2 separate regions of the Homo sapiens genome follow, and region 1 is linked to region 2. Evidence: chromatin contacts called from ENCODE Hi-C or POLR2A ChIA-PET data. All regions are on one chromosome and are shown on one strand. The core of a region is the stretch at or near the end of the contact, and the rest is flanking DNA. Distances in the headings are between cores, read along the strand shown.

Region 1 (2,772 bases), core at 181-2,680, 1.1 Mb before region 2:
CTACAGGCGCACGCCGCCACCCCCGAAACATTTTTTGAATTTTAGTAGAGACGGGGTTTCACCGTGTTGCCCGGGCTGGTGTCGAACTTCTGAGCTCAGCCAATCCCCCAGCTTTGGCTTCCCAAAGTGCTGGGATTACAGGTGTGAGCCACCGCGCTTTTTGGTTTCCAATTCTCTTCCCCAAGAGGCCAGGAATTTTTGCATGAGTTGCCGGACACTGAAGTGATTTGGGACAATACATTGTGTGCCAACGACTTCAAGGTCCCTTTTCAACAAAGGACTGGAATCTTACCGAGATAAATCCCAAGACATGTTTGTAGCAATGCAAAGGACCACAGAAATCTAGACAAATTATTTAATTTTGCAGCTACAGAAACCTAGGATCTCAGGGGCTGGGATACTCCTCAGTTATCCAATCGGGCAGGGCCTAAAACCCAGGTTCAGTCGCCTGGCTCCGAGCTTTTTCCATCATACCAGCTGCGTCTCATTAACTCCACCTCCGAAAGTGCTAAGGAAGTTCCCTCCCAGTGCCTACCCAGGCAGGGTGGGGCGATTCTGTGGCATGGAACAAACCGGGAAAACGACATTTTCCAACTCTCAGCACACAGGCTGCTTTTTATCATTCCTACGGGGCGGGAGGGGGCAGGGAGAGAAGGCTAAGACACCGGGTCCAGTACCCAGAGATTCTAGGGAGAGATCTCTGAGATTGCCTACTTGGTGAGGCCACCTTACTTTCTCCTGGTCTGTTTTCCCCTGTGGGGTGGCTGCATGAAACGTCCTGCTTGGAGGGTTCCCCAATATAAGGTGGACTATTCTGAATGTAGGTCGGGGTGAGCAAGTTCCTGCCGCCGCCCCGTCTCTGCGGTCCTCGGAAGTCTAGGTGGGCTCTTCCTTGCCTTGCCTCTTTCTCCCCAACGGCGGGAGCAGCCCAGGGTTGGGGTGGCTGCGGTCGCCTTGCTCTCTCCACTTCCACGTCTCTTACTCCAGGGAGTTTCATCCGGTCCTCCGTCCTCGGCCCCCACCTTTTAAAACATTTTCCAAAACTACCCCATTAAAAGTGTGCGACTTCTCCGGGCCTGCAGAAGGAGCTCCTGCAGCCCGGCATTCCTCGGATTCCAGCGCTGTGACGTCCCCAAGGACGGCGCGCCTCCAGCTCGGGAGCTCGGGAGCTGGGGCTCCACGTTTCAGCGCGCGCCCGCGGCGCCCCCGGCGCGCGCCCTCCCGGGCCGCATTCCTCCCCGCCCCCGGCCGCGCGCCCAGCGCTCCCTCCGCCTCCCGGCCCCCAGGGCCGCGGAGCCCGGCTCTGGGGTGGGGGAGCCGTGGCCGCCGGCGCCTGCTCCGTCCCCTCCCACTCGCACGGCCCCTTCCTCCCTCCTCTCCCGGCCGCTCGCATTTCCTGCCGCTCTGGCTCTCCCGGCCCCTCAAAGTTCTTTCCAACTTTTTCTCGGCGGAGTGAGCGCAGCGGGCGCAGACTCGGGGGCAGGTTGCTGTGCTTCTCCGGGCTCAGCCGCCTGCTCTCCTGGCTCAGGTCCTCGGGGAGCCCTAGACAGACATCAAGTGGCCACTGGCGCTCCTTCCCCTCCCAGCTGAGCCATCCTCCCCGGCCTCCTCGGGCGGGACAGCCCCGTGCTTAGGTTTTTCTCCTTTTCTCCCCCGGTGCGCCTCTGCTCGGACTCTCGCGCCGGGATCGCGGCGGAAACCTCCCTCCCCTTTCGCCTCCTGCGGCTCCTTCCCTTCGCCCCTCCTCCGCCAGTCACTGGAATCAATTCCGTGGGGAATCGGCTCCGCCGCCGCGAAGGACAGCCTTTCCGCGCGGGACTCCGGGGCGCCACGGGGGCCATGTAAGCAGGTAAGCCCCGTCCAAGCCGGGAGTTGGGCCCGAGGTTGGAGGCCGCCTTGGCGCTCCGGGCGCCCTGCAGATGACTTGGGCAGACGCTGGCAACGCCAACTTGCGATTGGCGCCCCGGGACGCCTGGCAGGGCAGCCTGGGGCGCGGGGTGGCCGGGCCGCAGGGGTGTTATCTCGCGGTGGGAGCTGCCCGCGGTGAGGCGCAAAGCTGGTCCCGGGAGCGAGCTGGAAGGTGAGCGCAGTCTGGGGAGTTTGTGGTTAAACCCACACCCTGGTCCCCTCTCTCCATTCCCTTCTGCGTTTTGGGAACGAGAGAGGGCCTCGGAAGGGCAACTAGAGATACCTAGACCTTGGGGGCTAGAGGATGAAAGACGAACGACGTCGCGGTCGCTGCAGCGGTAGGGGGATGCAGCTGCCCGACGCTCCCAATCACACCCCACCACCACCGGGAAGGAATCTTGAGGGGAGCGGAGTTTTCCTGCCCTCTCACTAGGCCCCAGTGGTGCCACCGAACTCCTGGGCGTCGAGGCTCCTACTTGGGTGGTCGAGCTGGCTCGTAGAAAAAAAGCTGTGGCCAAACAATTTCAGATCAGGTCTTCACCTCAAACTTCCAAAGTTGTAGGTATTAACAGCCTCTCCTTCCCCACGTGACCCCCAGATCTCAGGTTTGAATACTTGTAAATGGGGTTTACACCTTTTCGTTTGGAGAGAGCAGTGAGGTAACGCTGCCCCTATCTCCCTTTCCCTCTCACTTCCTTGGGTTCTTGTTCTCCAACCTTCTCATCCCCACCTACAATTTCAGAAATTGTGGGGTTTCCGCTTAAGTCTAGGGACTGGCTGTCGCAGGTTCTTTGTGAAGGTGAGGAATCTCTAGACTGCAGGTGCGGGCAGTTACAGAGTTTCCACCAATGTGTTAACTTCTTG
Region 2 (3,001 bases), core at 303-2,802:
AACACCCCTTCATGCTACAAACCCTCAATAAACTAGGTATTGACGGAATGTATCTCAAAATAATAAGAGCTATTTATGACAAACCCACGGCCAATATCATACTGAATGGGCAAAAGCTGGAATCACTCCCTTTGAAAACCAGCATAAGACAAGGATGCCCTTTCTCACCACTCCTATTCAACATAGTATTGGAAGTTCTGGCCAGGGCAATCAGACAGGAGAAAGAAATAAAGGGTATTCAAATAGGAAGAGTGGAGATTTCTTAAAGAATATAAAACAGAACTACCATTTGACCCAGCAATACCATTACTGGGCATATATCCAAAAGAAAAGGCACTGTTCTACCAAAAAGACACATGTACTTGTGTGCTCTCTGCAGTGCTATTCACAATAGCAAAAACACAGAATCAACCTAAGTGTCCATCAACGGTGGGCTGGATTAAAAAAAAAGTGTTACGTTTACACTATGGAATACTAGGCAGCCTTAAAAAAGAATGAGATCATGTCCTTTGCAGCAACATGGATGCAGCTGGAGGCCATTATCCTAAGCGAATTAATGTAGGAACAGAAAACCAAATACCATATGTTCTCACTTATAAGTGGGAGCTAAACTTTGGGTACATATGGACATAAAGATGGCAATAATAGATACTAGTGACTTGTAGAGGGGGAAGGAGGATGGGGCCAAGGGCTGAAAAACTACCTATTGAGTACTATGCTCACTACCTGGGTAATGGGATCATTCACACCCCAAACCTCAGCATCACGCAATATACCCACGTAACAAACCCACAATGCATCCCCTGGATCTAAAATTAAAGTTGATAGTATTTTTTAAAAATAGTTTTTGGAAGTACACTTACTGCTATAAAAATCTAATTGAATCAGAGGTAAAATGTTCCCAGAAGTTGAAAAGTCACAAGACAGGAATGTGGTTGAGGAGTAAGCCAAGAATCTTAAAAGTATTTTCCTATTTATGAATTTGGGGAAGCACATGGGTCTCAGACTGTGTCTTTTGTGTATGTCAAGAGTCTGTTGCATTTATATATGTATGAACCCAGCAATTAAGTTATTGATCCAATTGTTCCTTGCAAAAGACATTATTTAAACCATTCTGTTGCCAATTAAGTTATTACTGTATCTAGAATACACCACTTGCTGGATCACTTTGTACTCAAAAAGGAATTAAACAGGCTTCTACTTAACTTGAACCATACCTAGGACTTGGAAATCAACCTGAGCTCTGGTAGTTGAACTAGATGGTCAGTTGCAGAAGTGGGTTGCCCAGTCAACCATGCATAACCAGTGAGTGTGAAAGGGACAAGGTAAAAGGCAGTGTCCCTGCTCAGTGAGAGGATGCCCGGAAAGTCCCTAATGAGTTAACTAATGCAGGCAGAAGATCCCTGGAAGGGGTTCATCAGCTTCACCTGCCATAGGCCTTCCCTGGAAGTCAAACAGTCAAAGCAAATCAGAGGAGCCAATCAGCCCTGGCATGGAATCCCCAGAGAGCACGGTCAGCCAGCTGGCTCAAGGTCCTGGGTTGCCGAGGATGGCGTGGAGCTGGAAGTTTCTCACTTGGAGCTCAGCTCCAGCAGGCAAAGCTTGGATCAAAGACAGACAGCTGGAAAGAACAGAACAATCACATCAAAGAATCTTAGGGCTGAATCAGACCTTCAGAAGTCATTTAACTCTTCCCTCCAGCCCTCACAGATATAGGGTGACCTCTCCCCTCCCCTTTTAAAACTATTACTATTATATTATTTTAAACGAAACATTCTACAACCTTTCTGTGTCAGGAAGTCCTTCTTGAGTCCTAGCCCAGATTATTCTTAGGATATTTAGAAACTTCTGCCATTTCAAAAGGAGTTAGAAATGAAATATGAAACCCCCCAAAAATATTGACAAGCTTCCTTGGGCTAAAAAAAGAGATTCATAGCCACATTAAGAAACTACATACAAAATTCTGTACTTAACAGAACAGATCAGTTGTGGGACAAGGGGTAGGTAGAGAAGGAAAGGCACGTTTCAGTGTTACAAAGGGGAGTTATTAAAAATGGAATTATTGCATGATTTTTAAGGTGCATTATTATGGTCTATTTAAGTGATTGTTTATGGAATAGCAACTGCTTTATAGAACATTTTAATAGGCAAATTAAAAGAAATTACCCATTGCCCCACTGTATATCTGTAAATCATGAAAGGGTATAAATTAATAGGTTTAATACTCCTCAATCCACCCAGCTAGGACATGAGCCTTACTGGGACCTTCATGTGGCAGATAAGAGTAGGGTATAAGTGGGCCTAAGTTAGGAAGACCAGCAGTCAGAATTAGAATACCTGAAGAAAGGCGACAAATGAAGATACGTTCAGGACAGACATCAGAATCAAAAACATCCAGTTGCCAAACAGGTAGCATTCTTATGCCTCCTGGAAGGTTTATCCAGCATGAAGCAGGACACAGCCAGGGGCTGGTCAGACTATCTTTTGTGTATGTCAAGAGTCTGTTGTATTAAAGTATATATGAATATATAAAAATATATATTAATACAAGGACCTAGGGTTCAACCTCTTCAACTAGACAGGAAGCCAGGCCTCCAGACCAAAGGAGACTAAGGCAGCAGCCCAACAAGAAGACATGCTGCACGGGACGCACACTCCGTGGCAAGTTTTGAGCACAAAACTAATCCCTGACCCCATGTGCCGATAGGAATGAGGCATCTGTGATACACAAAGCCTCGCTCCTCATTGGCTATGGGTCTCTGATGGCACAGGCTGGGTTCACCGAAGCAGGTGTAGCAGTTGTAAGGGCATGAGGGGCCATGAAAATCTAAAGAGAAGCACTGGAATTATAAAAGAGGTTACCCCACGGGTAAGGTGGGGAGAGTGGTGAGGAAGGGGCTCCTGGGGGCCTTCGGCTATGTTCAAGCAGTGGAGTGTCATGGATGTCTGTCATAATTTTCTGGTCTACACCTTTTCAAATATCTGCAATATTTCTTGGTAA

The links. A loop is a pair of places that touch in the nucleus more often than their neighbours do. ChIA-PET counts read pairs that join two places held with the same protein, here RNA polymerase II (POLR2A). Pooled maps may share reads with other maps.
Region 1: a map of ascending aorta shows a loop between it and region 2 (5-fold over the local background). The contact joins the promoter of PTPN14 here to the enhancer-like site in region 2. A Hi-C loop is called at or near these places in 1 of 168 maps with a recorded cell type or tissue (ascending aorta) and 3 of 50 pooled maps. POLR2A ChIA-PET finds 5 or more read pairs at or near these places in 1 of 52 experiments (activated CD8-positive, alpha-beta memory T cell).

The regions. Positions count from the first base shown.
Region 1 is chr1:214,550,260-214,553,031 of GRCh38, reverse strand. It overlaps PTPN14 (protein tyrosine phosphatase non-receptor type 14), which reads left to right and starts at 1,430. Exons shown (of 19, transcript NM_005401.5): 1 at 1,430-1,849. RefSeq lists enhancers at 304-1,124, 1,125-1,945, 1,946-2,767.
Region 2 is chr1:213,455,827-213,458,827 of GRCh38, reverse strand. It overlaps a transcript of RPS6KC1 not described here. Among named protein-coding and RNA genes, the nearest start is that of RPS6KC1, 410 kb to the right of the region's middle. Within about 2 kb of position 1,552, at least 3 of the 41 ENCODE cell types and tissues checked have a DNase peak (open chromatin) inside an H3K27ac peak, as active enhancers do; they include ascending aorta, where a contact is called at or near this core.